2 separate regions of the Homo sapiens genome follow, and region 2 is linked to region 1. The links are chromatin contacts, found by Hi-C or POLR2A ChIA-PET in ENCODE. All regions are on one chromosome and are shown on one strand. Each heading gives the region's core, a stretch centred on a gene start or an enhancer-like site at or near the end of the contact. The rest is flanking DNA. Distances are from core to core; before and after follow the strand shown. Region 1 holds the start of HDHD3 (haloacid dehalogenase like hydrolase domain containing 3). Region 2 holds the start of ATP6V1G1 (ATPase H+ transporting V1 subunit G1).

Evidence for each region. Hi-C counts contacts between places; a loop is a spot of excess contacts on that map. ChIA-PET counts read pairs that join two places held with the same protein, here RNA polymerase II (POLR2A). Pooled maps may share reads with other maps.
Region 2: a map of naive thymus-derived CD4-positive, alpha-beta T cell shows a loop between it and region 1 (9-fold over the local background). The contact joins the promoter of ATP6V1G1 here to the promoter of HDHD3 in region 1. A Hi-C loop is called at or near these places in 1 of 168 maps with a recorded cell type or tissue (naive thymus-derived CD4-positive, alpha-beta T cell), 1 of 37 single-sample maps with no recorded cell type and 3 of 50 pooled maps. POLR2A ChIA-PET finds 5 or more read pairs at or near these places in 1 of 52 experiments (WTC11).

Annotation. Positions count from the first base shown.
Region 1 is chr9:113,375,736-113,382,648 of GRCh38, reverse strand. It overlaps HDHD3 (haloacid dehalogenase like hydrolase domain containing 3), which reads left to right and starts at 5,663. Exons shown (of 3, transcript NM_001304509.2): 1 at 5,663-5,920. RefSeq lists an enhancer at 1,497-1,556 and a silencer at 5,292-5,811.
Region 2 is chr9:114,583,561-114,590,473 of GRCh38, reverse strand. It overlaps ATP6V1G1 (ATPase H+ transporting V1 subunit G1), which reads right to left and starts at 2,705. Exons shown (of 3, transcript NM_004888.4): 1 at 2,554-2,705. The coding sequence starts at 2,635. RefSeq lists enhancers at 2,270-2,779, 2,890-2,969, 2,608-3,426, 3,427-4,246, 6,758-6,913.

The sequences.
Region 1 (6,913 bases), core at 4,414-6,913:
AAATACATGCTATATTATTCTGTTTATATACAGTTCAAAAACAAATAAAGTTTAACTATGCAGTTTGAAGTCAAGATAGTTACCCTTTTGGGTAGTAAGTAACTGGAAGTGGACAGGCTGTGGAGGGTTCTGGAAATTGTTCTTTTTCTTGGTCTGGGTGCTGGTTGCATGGGTATGTTCACTTTGGGAAAATTCACATTTTGCATATTGGGATACTGAGGCTCAGAGAGAAAAACAATTGAATGGAGAGCTCACAGACAGACAGATGGCAGAGCTGGGATCAGAACCTAAGGGGTTAGGTTTTCGGTGACCCTGAAAAGTAGACAGTATCAGACATTCTTGGATTCTGTGAAATGCAGTTGAACCTCTGGTCTCCCAGTTGCCCTTCCCACCCCCACTTCTGCTTCATGCTTATAACACAAAACCAGTTTTGCAAGTGAGTCGGGCTCTCTCTTGCAGGTCCAAAGTCTGTGACTCTGCACTTTGTGTTTCTTCCCAGGCCTGAACCCAGTGAACAGACCAACTTGGAACATAGGAGAAAGTTTTGTTTTTTTGTTTTTAAGAGTTGAAAGGAAGAAAATTAGGCCAGGCACAGTGGCTCATGCCTATAATCCCGGCACTTTGGGAGGCCAAGGTGGGTGGATCAGTTGAGGTCAGGAGTTCTAGACCAGTCTGGCTACACGGCGAAACCTCGTCTCTACTAAAAATACAAAAAATTACCCGGGCACAGTGGCGCACACCTGTAATCCCAGCTACTCAGGAGGCTGAGGCAGGAGAATTGCTTGAACCTGGAAGGCAGAGGTTGCAGTGACCCCAGATCGCATCACTGCACTCCAGCCTGGGTGACAGAGTAAGACTCTGTCTCACAAAAAAAAAAAAAAAAAAAAAGGGCCAGGCTCGGTGGCTCATGCCTGTAATCCCAGCACTTCGGGAGGCTGAGGCAGGTGGATCACCTGAGGTCAGGAGTTCAAGACCAGCCTGGCCAACATGATGAAATCCTGTCTCTACTAAAATACACAAATTATCTGGGCGTGGTGGCAGGCACCTGTAATCCCAGCTACTCGGGAGGCTGAGGCAGAAGAATCGCTGGAACCCAGGAGGTGGAGGTTGCAGTGAGCTGAGATGGCACCATTGCACTCCAGCCTGGGCAACAAGAGTGAAACTCCGTCTCAAAAATGGAAGAAAGAGAGAAAGAGACAGAGAGAGAGGGAGGGAGAGAGAGAGGGAGGGAGGGAGGGAGGAAGGAAGGGAGGAAGGGAGGGAGGGAAGAAGAAAGGAAAGAAAGAAAGGGAAGGGAAGGGAGGAGGGAGGGAGAAAGGAAGGAAGGAGAGAGAGAGAGAAAGAGAGAGAGAGAAGAGGGAGGGAGGGAGAGAAAGAAAGGAGAGAGAGAAAAGAGGGAGGGAGACAGAGAGAAAGAATGAAAAAAAAAGAAAGAAAGGAGGGAAGGAGGAAGAGAAAGAAAGAAAGAGAGGAAAGAAAGAAAATTAGATACATGTTTGTGTGCTGCTAGAAAACTGTGTCATAGCATAACCAAAACTGTCACCTCAGCAATCCCTGGGGAGTGAGATGGGGTGGGGAAGCCCTTCTCTCCCTGCCCCAAGGCTACTGCCCTTGTTCAGTAAGCAGGCTGAGGCCCCACACCCTTCTTTCCGGTTCCTCACCTGGAGTACTTTCCTTGATCTTAACCTGACAACCTCCTTCTCACCATTCAGATCTTTGTTCCTTCCTTGACCACCTCATCCAAAGAGATACCCTGTCACTGTTCATAAAATGATTGTTTTTACCGCTTCCACTTCTCTCTCTGAAATCACTTTGTTTATTTATCTACTCAATGGTTGTCTGCCCCTCCCATGCCCCATGCAGGCAGGAACCACCTTGTTTCCCACTGAATCCTCAGAGAAGGACAGGGGACACAGAGCCCACAGATGTTAGGTGGTCAATGAATGAGGTTGGGTGTTGGTGGGGGGCTGGCTTTTTATTTTGTACACGTTTGTATTTTGCATTATTATTATTATTTTTTGAGACAGAGTCTTGCTCTGTCACCCAGGCTGGAGTGCAATGCTGTGATGTCAGCTCACTACAACCTCTGCCTCCCAGGTTCAAACAATTCTTGTGCCTCAGCCTCCCGAGTAGCTGGGATTACAGGCACCTGCCACCATGCCCCACTAATTTTTGTATTTTTAGTAGAGATGGGGTTTCACCATGTTGGTCAGGCTGGTCTCAAACTCCTGACCTCAAGTAATCCACTGGTCTCGGCCTCCTAAAGTGCTGCAATTACAGACGTGAGCCACCACACCCAGCCTGTTATTATTTTTTAACAAGATGGGGTCTCACTTTGTTTCCTAGGCTGGTCTCATACCCCTGAGCTCAAGGGATCCTTCCACCTTAGCCTTCCAAAGTGCTAGGATTTCAGGCATGAGCCACTATGCCTAACCCTGAATATGTCTGTATTTTTTTTAATAGGAGAAAAAGCATATACATTTATTTGATCATAGTTTTTTTGTGACATGGGAGCCTTCAGAATGAAGAGCCACAGATACAGAGGAAACTGTCCATTTTTATGCTTAGGTTCAACGAAGTGTACATGGCCGTGTATGTAGGGAAAAGAGAGATCAGACTGTTATTGTGTCCATGTAGAAAAGGGAGACATAAGAAACTCCATTTTGACCTGTACCCTGAACAATTGCTTTGCCCTGAGATGCTGTTAATCTGTAACTTTGCCCCAACCTTGAGCTCACAGAAACATGTGTTGTATGGAATCAAGGTTTAAGGGATCTAGGGCTGTGCAGGATGTGCCTTGTTAACAAAATGTTTACAGGCAGTATGCTTGGTAAAAGTCATCGCCATTCTCCATTCTCGATAAACCAGGGGCACAATACACTGCGGAAAGCCGCAGGGACCTCTGCCCTGGAAAGCCTGGTATTGTCCAAGGTTTCTCCCCATGTGACAGCCTGAGATATGGCCTCGTGGGATGGGAAAGACCTGACCGTCCCCCAGCCCGACACCCGCGAGGGGTCTGTGCTGAGGAGGATTAGTAAAAGAGGAAGGCCTCTTGAAGTTGAGATAAGAGGAAGGCCTCTGTCTCCTGCCTGCCCCTGAAACTGAACGTCTCGGTATAAAACCCGATTATACATTTGTTCAATTCTGAGACAGGAGAAAAACCGCGCCGTGGCGGGAGGCGAGACATGTTGGCAGCAATGCTGCTTTGTTATTCTTTTCTCCACTGAGATGTTTGGGTGGAGAGAAGCATAAATCTGGCCTGTGTGCACATCCAGGCATAGTACCTTCCCTTGAACTTATTTGTGACTCAGATTCCTTTGCTCACATGTTTTCTTGCTGACCTTCTCCTCACTATCAGCCCGCTCTCCTATCGCATTCTTCTTGCTGAGATAGTGAAAATAGTAATCAATAAATACTGAGGGAACTCAGAGACCAGTGCCAGAGCAGGTCCTCCGTATGCTGAGCGCCGGTCTCCTGGGCCCACTGTTCTTTCTCCATACTTTGTCTCGGTGTCTTATTTCTTTTCTCAGTCTCTCGTCCCACCTGATGAGAAATACCCACAGGTGTGGAGGGGCAGGCCACCCCTTCACATGTAGAAACAGGATTGCACAAAACGCTAATAGACTGAATAGAGAAACCCACCAAGACCCATCTGTGTAGATTCTTCTTGGCCTCTCTGTGCAGTGTTCCTTCCTCCAGGGTATGCGGCAAGACCCTCTCAAAGGGGCCTGGGTGGTGGGGGCTGTCTTATGACCTGTCTTGCCTAAGGTCATAGTGCAAGGTGATGAGACTAAAGAGGAACAGAGCACAGGCACAGAAGTATCTCAAAGCTTCCCCTCCGGTACCTCCCCAGCCTCTTTGGCCCAAACCCCCTGGCTAGCAACATTCCTATAGTTCCTCAGTGTCTCTTTGGTTCGGAAAAAAAACTTTCTTGCCTGGAGGCCTTTGCATCAGGGGGTCCCTTAACCATCACTCAGATCCTTCCCCTCTGCATGGCCAACTCTCATATGTTTGTATTTTTTAGTTTTTTGAGACTAACATGCATTACATGCATACCTTATTTATTTATTATTTTTTTATTTTTTTATTTTTTTGAGATGGAGTTTTGCTCTTGTTACCCAGGCTGGAATACAGTAGCCTGATCTTGGCTCACTGCAACCTCCACCTCCCCGGTTCAAGCGATTCTCCTTCCTCAGCCTCCCAAGTAGCTGGGAATACAGGCATGAACCACCTCGCCTAATTTTGTATTTTTAGTAGAGACGGGGTTTCACCGTGTTGGCCAGGCTAGTCTTGAACTCCTGACCTCAGGTGATCCACCCACCTCAGCCTCCCAAAGTGCTGGCATTACAGGCGTGAGCCACCGCGCCCAGCCAACATACATTACTTTTGCAAACAAAGATAAAACTCTTTTTTTATTCTTCAAAAGAATAAAAAAGCTCCCTGGTGGTCTAGTGGTTAGGATTCCAGGCTCTTACCACAGGGATCTTTTTTTTTTTTTTTTTTTTTGGGGACACAGTCTCGCTCTTTGCCCAGGCAAATATTGTGCAGTGGCAGAATCTTGGCTCACTGTAAGCTCCGCCTCCCGGGTTCATGCCATTCTCCTGCCTCAGCCTCCCGAGTAGCTGGGACTACAGGCACCTGCCACCATGCCCGGCTAATTTTTTGTATTTTTAGCAGAGACAGGGTTTCACCGTGTTAGCCAGGATGGTACCACAGGGTTCTTAAAAACAAAAAGAGGCCAGGTGCGGTGGCTCATGCCTGTAATCCCAGCACTTTGGGAGGCTGAGGTGGGCGGATCACCTGAGGTCAGGAGTTCAAGACTAGCCAGGCCAACACGGCGAAACCCTGTCTCTACTAAAAATACAAAAATTAGTTGGGTGTGGTGGCACACACCTGTAATCCCAGCTACTGGGGAGTCTGAGGCAGGAGAATCGCAAGAAACTGGGAGGCGGGGGTTGCAGTGGGCTATCGCGCCACTGCACTCCAGCCTGAGCGACAGAGGGAGACTCCGTCTCAAAAAAAAAAAAAGAGAAAGAATAAAAAAGCAGGTTACTGCAGCGGACTCTACCCTCACCAAGTTATCTTGGATTTAACAAGTTTCCAACTGAAAGCAATTCCCTCCAATACCAACTGGGGACCCTGAGACCAGAGAGGGGCTGGGCCTTGCCCAGGTTCACACAACACTAAGCAAGCCAGGCTGGGTCCCAACTCCCCTCCTCCCACTCAACCTGGGTACTTCTCGGGGGTTTCCCGATCCAAAGGAGGCCAGGAGCCGGGGTTGGGGATGGGGAGCGGAGACAGCGGTGAGGAGCGGCGGTGTGGCGGGCAGGGGGTGCGCAGACAGGGCGGAGAAGGTGCTGGTAACGGGGGCTGCGGAGCGGAAGGGTGCGGGCTGGGGAACCTCAGAGGGTGCGGGGAGGGAATAAGGGGCGTAGATGGTGCAGGGTAACGGAGGCGCGCAGTGAAGGCGGGTGACAGGGGCGCAGAGAGGTGCACAGTGAGACGAAGGAGGGAGAGGGGACGGCGAGGGCGACGGGAGATGGGGCGGGAGAGGGCGAAGGTGAGGGGGATAAGGGCGGGGACGGGGCGGGGACAGAGGCGGGTCGGGATGGTAGGGAGGGGCGGCCCGCGCGATCCCCGCCCCACCGCCCGGCGCTTGCGCACCTCCGCCCGAGCTCGCGGGCCTTGCGGCTGCGTTTTCAATCTGCTTCCTTGTGAGTCAGGTGGGTCCTGGGCCCAGGAACCGGCCCGGAGCCGTGGACGCCCTACAGCTGAGAAGGGGACCCAAGGGGTCGGCCGCGGCCAAGGCCCCTAGGACCGCCGCCCCAGCTCACGCTGCCGACGGCAGCTATAGACATTCTGCGTCAGGTCCGGGCTCCTGGACTTCGCCTTTCCCGAGCCCTGGAGGTGGGGAGAAAAGGTGAGCAGTTCGTGCCTGCAGCGCAGAGCCCCAAACCCGCGGTTTTAGAAATCGAAAAAGCCCTGCCGGGCGCGGTGGCTCACGCCTTTACCGTAATCCCAGCACTTTGGGAGGCCGGGGGGCGGGGTGGGGCGGGGGAGGATCACGAGTTCGGGAGTTCGAGACCAGCCTGGCTAACATAGTTGAAACCCCGTCTCCACTAAAAATACAAAAATTAGCCAGGTGTGGTGGCGCGCGCCTGTAGTCCCAGCTACTCTGGAGGCTAAGGAAGGAGAATCGCTTGAATCCGGGAGGCGGAAGTTGCAGTGAGCCGAGATCGCACCACTGTACACCTGGGTGACAGAGTGAGACTCTGTCTCAAAAAAAAAAAAAAAGAAAAAAAGCCGGCCGGGTATAGTGGCTCACGCCTGTAATCCTAACACTTTGGGAGGCTGAGGTCGGGAGTTCGAGACCAGCCTGGCCAACATGGAGAAACCCCGTCTCTACTAAAAATACAAAAAAAAAAGGAGCCGGGGATGGTGGCGCATGCCTGTAATCCCAGCTACTTGGGAGGCTGAGGCAGGAGAATCGCTTGAACCTGGGAGGCGGAGGTTGCAGTGAGCCGAGATCGCGCCATTGCACTTCAGCCTGGGCAACAAGAACGAAACTCCGCCTCAAAAAAAAAAAAAAAAAAAAAAAAAAGCCGTGGGTCAGGAGCCAGAGCCCTCTGCTCTAGTCTTAGCTGTGCCAATGTGACTCCCTGTGTGATTTGGGGGTAAATTACTGCCCCTCACTGGGTCTCTGTCTACCCACCTGCAAAATGAGAGGATCTTTGGATGAGTCTCCTTAATTCATTTCCTGGACAAACTTCCTCCAAGGCTCCCCCAGATTTACCAGTGACGCCCTTCCCTAAGTATCAACTTAGCCGTACTTTGAACTCTGGCCCCTCAGGTTTCAAGGGGACGGCCTTGTCTGGGATCAGCTCTGTCTGGGGAAAGAAGCTGCACCAGCCTC
Region 2 (6,913 bases), core at 1,456-3,955, 1.2 Mb before region 1:
AATTTATTTTTTTATTTATGTATTAATTTATATGTTTTTGTATTTTTAGTAGAGATGGGCATGGTGGTAGGCACCTGTAATCCCAGCTACTTGGGAGCCTGAGGCACAAAATCTCGAACTCTGGAGGTGGAGGATGCAGTGAGCCAAGATGGTGCCACTGCACTCTAGCCTGAGTGACAGAGTGAGACTCTGTCTCAAAAAAAAAAAAAAAAATCTGAGAAGTATGTAAGCCATAAACTAATACTTTGGTTTGTTTTTTGTTTTTTTTTTTTTTTGAGACGGCGTCTCCCTCTGTCCCCAAGGCTGGAGTGCTGTGGGACAGATCTCCGCTCACTGCAACCTCTGCCTCCTGGGTTCAAGCGTTTCTCCTGTCTCAGCCTCCCAAGTAGCTGGGACTACACGCGCACACCACCACGCCCAGCTAACTTTTGTATTTTTAGTAGACACGGAGTTTCTCCATATTGCCCAGGCTGGTCTCAAACTCTTGATCTCAGGTGATCCACCCACCTCAGCCTCCCAAAGTGCTGGGATTACAGGCGTGAGCCACCACGCCCAGCCAAATTAATACTTTTTAAAACCAATTCACAGCTACCTGACATATACAAAACCCTGCACCAGGCTTGACAGGATAAAGGTATAAAACATAAATCCTACCTGGCTAGGGCACTCAGAATTATTCTTACCTATTCCAAGCATTTTTTCCTGCACTTCCCCAATCTATTCTCCTATCCCTCCCGACAGATACAACTTCTGTTACTGATGAGCCATCAGAACACAAACTGTGAGAAGTCATTCTGGAAATACACTATCAAGGGCATGACTGGAAATATTCTGGGAAGAACAAAGAACTTTCCAGTCACCGGAGCAAGAACAAAAGGCTTCTTCTCATTCCCAACACCCTCAAAGAAAGCTTTCCAAGTACCACACAACCCCTAACTGCACAAGTAGAGGAGACATGCTTGAAATCTAGTTGGATGTCAGATAGAATAACTCCTATACTAGGAGAAACACCAAGGAATTACTAAGATCAGTATCTTCGCCTTGCATGGAAAAAGAGGCTTCTGAGTCCCAACTATGTTGCTTCCCAGGGTATGGATAAATCATTTCTCTCTGAGCCTCATTTTTACTATCTGTAAAATAGGGATAGAAGCATCTTTCTCACCAGACGGGAAACTGGATACATAAAGTTAAATGAGACATAGTTTCTGTTCTCCAGAAGCTTAGTCTAGTGACTGAGCCATATAAACAAACAGGTTATTGCACGGCAGTGGCAGAAATCAGCACTTGGGAGGGACTCCAAGCCTAGTCCGGGGGACAAGCATGAGTCAGGAAAGGCTTCCCGGGAAGAAGTGTTTCCTAAATTGAGGTCTGATGGAAGACTAAGGGTCAGAGAACAAAGGGGAGGAGAATTGGAAAAGGCTTCTCACGTCAGAAGAAACAGCGTGTGCAAAAACCTGCAGGTGAAAGACATCATGCTGCTTCTGAGGGACCACAACGATTCAGTATAGCTGGAGGAAAGCACCAGGCCTGACCCACAAGAGCCTCCCCAACTTCATTAAGGAATTTGAGCTTTCTTCTGCAGGAACTAAACGTCTGACTACAAAGGCGGTAGGGAAATCATATCTGCACTTATTTATTTATTTTGTTCCTTACCAGCAGGAAGTCACATATTTGCATTTTAGAAGGATGACTGATTGCAGAGAGGAGAATGGATTGACTGGAGGGGACCAGAACGGGTTCTTCCACTCCCCAGTCTAGATTAAACTCACCTGTTAAATTCTTTAGCAACCTTACATTTCTCCACTCCAGCCCTCATCTCTCCTGCAATTAATTAACTGACCCAATACCTGCTTCCTTCACTGCGACACTGAATGCCACGTTAGGGGAGACAACTGATGCACTGGGCACTGCGCTTGCCACATATTAGACAGAAACACACACACACACACACACACACACACACTGCGCTTGCCACATGTTAGAAACACACACACACTGCGCTTGCCACATATCAGAAACACACACACGCACACACGCCAACGATTTAGACAACTACAGTACCTTTAGAGAAACTGGTGTCCTGGACTAAGACGCTGGTAGTAGACATGGGGGAAAAAGTGAAAGATACGCAAGCCTTGGCGACTGACTAAATGAGGGAGGGAGAAGAGGCAAGCAGGACTCCAGGTTTCTAGACCAAGCAACTGTGTGGATGCTGGCTCCCTTCACCGAGACTGACCACCCCAGAGCGGTTAAGTGGGAGAGAAGAAGAACAAAGAGCTCCGTTTGGAGAGCCCATTTCACATGCCTCCAGGCCCCAAGGACGGTAACCCATTATTGTTTCCACGCCCAATTTACCATCTCACATCGTGGCTTCCAGGCGATCCGCAAGCCTTCCAGAGCCTCAGCTCCTCAAAGCTTCGAAACACACAACCTTCCGCGACTATACGCACGCCCGCACCCCGCAGTTTTTCGGGCCTAATCTACCCACCACCTGAGGCCCAGCGGTCTTTCTTCGACTCGCGCCACGCCGGGCAGCCCCACCCTGAAACTCACTTTTGCGGGCCTCGGACACCTTCTCGGCTGCCCGCTTCTCGGCCTGCAGCAGCTGCTGAATCCCCTGAGACTGACTAGCCATGGCGGCAGCGATTCTGAGAGCAAGGCAAGCGGCCTAAGGCACCTCGAAGGCCCCTTGGGTCAGCTGACACAGCCGCCCACAATCTGCGCTTGCTCCTTGCGCCTGCGCTTCGCCCCCGTTGTCACGTGACCGCACAGCGTAGCATCAGCTGACCGCTCTTGAACTTCTGTGATTCGGCAGAAATGGGGCGGGGCGGGGCTGAGGAGAAAGGAGCGGAGCTCCTCGACTGCGCCTGTGCAGTCTACTGCGCAGTACTGCCCTCTACTCCTCTGTCCGCTCCCTGGCCTCTTTTAATGGCTACCCTGTCGCTGGTTCACTCTGTAGCCGCCCTGCCACGTATAGTGTCTGTTTGCAGTATGCTCAACGTCAAGAGAGGAGGGGCCAAGTCAAATCACTTTCCTCCTACTCTCCACACTGCTCTACTCACTCCCTTTCTGGGACTTTCTTTGGCACTCAAAATTTTATCGGGGTAGTTCAGGAAGATTCTTGCCAGTTCCGGGGATAGAGTCTTGGGTTGCCAGTTAGGAGACTCGGGATCAAGTCTGCCGCTAACCTGTGTGATTTTGGACAGGTCGCTATCCTTTTCTGAACCCGAGTTCAGGAATGGACTGGACTGTTTCCCATAAATATTTGATGAAAGCCTGCTGTGATCCTAGTCCACTGTTGATATTGAGGACATAGCAGAGAGCAGGGCAAACAAGGTCCCGGCGGAGCTCACAGTTTATGGACACAGACAGATTAATTAAAATAAATAGACAATTACAAACTGTGATAAAGTCATGAAGGAAAAATGCAGGGTGCCGTAAGAAGGAACCTTTAGTAAGGGGAGAGGAATATGGAGGTGTCTCTGAATGCTGTACCAAGGAAGTGGTGTTTAAGATCTGAAGGCCAGGCGCAGTGGCTCACGAGCCTGTAATCCCAGCACTTTGAGAGGCCGAGGCGGGTGGATCACTTCAGGTGAGGAGTTCGAGACCAGCCTGGCCGACGTGGTGAAACCCCGTCTTTACTAAAAATACAAAAATTAGCCGGGCGTGGTGGCGCGCGCCTGTAATCGCAGCTACTCAGTAGGCTGAGGCACGAGAATCGCTTGAACCCGGGAGGCGGAGGCTGCAGTGAGCCGAGATCGTGACGCTGCACTGCAGCCAGGGCGACAGAGCAAGACTGTCTCAAAAAAATTAAAATTAAAAAATTAAAATAGGCCAATCGCGGTGGCTCACGCCTATAATCCCAGCACTTTGGGAGGCTGAGGCCGGCGGATCACGAGATCAGGAATTTGAGACCAGCCTGACCAATGTGGTGAAACCTGGTCTCTACTAAAAATACAAAAATCCGGGCATGGTGGCGCGCGCCTGTAATCCCAGCTACTCAGGAGGCTGAGGTAGGAGAATCGCCTGAACCTGGGAGCTGAGGTTGCAGTGAGCCGAGATCGTGTCACTACACTCCAGCCTGGGTGACAGAGCAGACTCCATCTCAAAAATAAATAAGTAAATAAATAATAAAAATTCTCAAAAAATAAAATAAGATCTGAAGAATAAGAAGTTACCCAGGAAAGGATAGTGGGGGATGGAGGCGGTGGGAGATGATTAGGGGAAAAGGACCAGCGTGTGCGGAGTTGGGGAGGGGGTCAACTTGGCACGGAGACATCTCCCCATCCACCGTGAATAGGGAAATAGGAAGCCATGGTTTGAGTTTACAGTATGACGGGCCCTTGTCATCGCTTCACTCACTCCTCACATTAACTTTGATACTGTTACTAATTCCATTTTATATTGACCAAACTGAAGCTCAGAGAGTCGCAAAGTCTCTGAGCCAAAAGTCATGCCCCTATTAACACACAGACAGGGTATTTGAATCCAGTCAGGGCTGCAGAGTAAAACCTCTGAGCTACTGCTTTTCTGCCGGAATCCTCTGGGCTGAGGAAAGGACCAGGTGACCTCTTAGAGTCCACTGAGTGCTGAGAACATAAAATAATGCCAGAATTTTTCTTGATACAAAGATTCTTCACTCCAGGAGCTGGATTCATGGCTCAGGACATTTTCATTTGATTGACGTGGTGGGGTTGGAAAGAACAGAATTTCTATCCTTTTCTGATGTGAGAAACAGGACTGGAAAGAGTTTTGAAGATAAAACAGAATAGAGCACATGGGCCCACATGTCTCCTGCCTGAGTTACTATATTCCTTAAAGGATAAATTACACTAATCCTTGCCTCTTTTACACATAAGATAACATCTGACAGAGTTAGTGATTATACTTCTGCAAATGTACCTTATTTCTTTTTCTTTTTTCTTTTTTTTTTTTTCTTTAGATATTCTGTAGCCCAGGCTGGAGTGCAGTGGCGCGATTTCGGCTCACTGCAACCTCCGCCTCCCGGGTTCAAGCGATTCTCCTGCCTCAGCCTCTCGAGTACCTGGGATTACAGGTGCCTACCACTGTGCCTGGCTAATTTTTTTTGTAGTTTTAGTAGAGATGGGGTTTCCCCATCTTGGCCAAGCTGGTCTTAAACTCCTGACCTCGTGATCCACCAGCTTCGGCCTTCCAAAGTGCTGGGATTACAGGTGTGAGCCACCCCGACCAGCCAGTTAAAGTACATTTTAATAAAGAAATAAAGGCTGGGCGTGGTGGCTCACACCTGTAATCCTAGCACTTTGGGAGGCTGAGGCGGGTGGATCACAAGGTAAGGAGTTCCAGACCAGCCTGGCCAACATGGTGAAACCCCATCTCTACTAGCAATACAAAAATTAGCTGGGCATGGTGGCACATGCCTGTAGACCCAGCTACTCGGGAGGCTGAAGCAGAAGGATCCCTTGATGCCAGGAATTAGAGGCTGTAGTGCACTATGATTGCCCCTGTAAATGGCCACTGCACTCCAGCATGGGCAATGCAGGGAGGCCCCATCTGTATAAACAAAAGGAGAACAAAAGAAAGAAACCACAGTTCACTCAGTCAATCAATGGAAGACAGCAATACACACTTCTAGAGGTGGCATGAAGATTAAAAGAGATGATGGTACCCCAAAACTGGAAACAACCCAAATGTCCATCTACTGATGAGTAGATAAAATGTAGCATATTCATACAATAGAATAGTATTTGGTTATAAAAAGGAAATAAAGCTACAACGTGGATGAAACTTGGTAATATGCTAAATGAAAAAAGCCAGGCACAAAAGACTACATATTATACAGTTCCGTTTATAGGAACAATCCAGAATAGGCAAATAGACACAGAAAATAGATTAGTGGTTAACCAGGGGCTGAGGGGAGAGGAATGGGGGAGTGACTGCTAATTGGCATGGGTTTTCTTTTTCGGGTGATGGAAACATTCTGGAATTAGTGGTGACAGTTTCATACCCTTGTGAATATACAGTAAACAAAAACAAAAACAAACCCGGCCGGGCACGGTGGCTCACACCTGTAATCCCAGCACCTTGGGAGTCTGAGTCGGGTGGATCACCTGAGGTCGGGAGTTTGAGATCAGCCTGACCAACATGGAGAAACCCCATCTCTACTAAAAATACAAAATTAGGTGGGCATGGTGGTGCATACCTGTAATCCCAGCTACTTGGGAGGCTGAGGCAAGAGAATGGCTTTAACCTGGGAGGCGGAGGTTGCAGTGAGCCGAGATCACACCATTGCACTCCAGCCTGGGCAACAAGAGCGAAACTCCTTCTCCAAAGAAAAAAAAAAAAAAAGCAACACTGAATTGCATACTTTAAAAGTACAGTATGTGAATTATACCTCTATAAAGGTGTTATTAGAGAGAGATGATGACAGATGTAAAGCCCTTGCAATTTCTAGTCTGCAGTAAGAGCCAGGAAATGGAAGCTGTTATTTTTATCTGGCTAGGGGGTGATTGTTTGAATTACAAATGTGGTGCTCCACTTAACAAAAGCCTTCACATTAGGGTTCCTCTAACAGTCCAGTCCCTCAAACCATCTAAATATCTACAAATTCCAGAATTCTTTTTGCTTGTAGCATTTCAAAAGTTTATTGTGTAAAGAGAAAAAAATCAGACAATCCCGCCTCTGAAATTTTTAGACTGGTTTGGATTTTCCGATGATCTGAGTGGGTGTTTGTTGTCAGAACTCATGTACCCTGGGGAGGTGTCCCACAATAACTAGGAAATAAAGGTGAAGCCATTGCCCTCTGAGAGAAAGTTTTGAGCCAGTAGGGTAGATTCAGACAGTCGTCTGAAGGAAACAGAGTGGATCTCAGGCCTTGCTGCCCTGACCAAGGAATGTATTAGCATATCAAAGAAAGGAGTGTTTCCATTCTGAG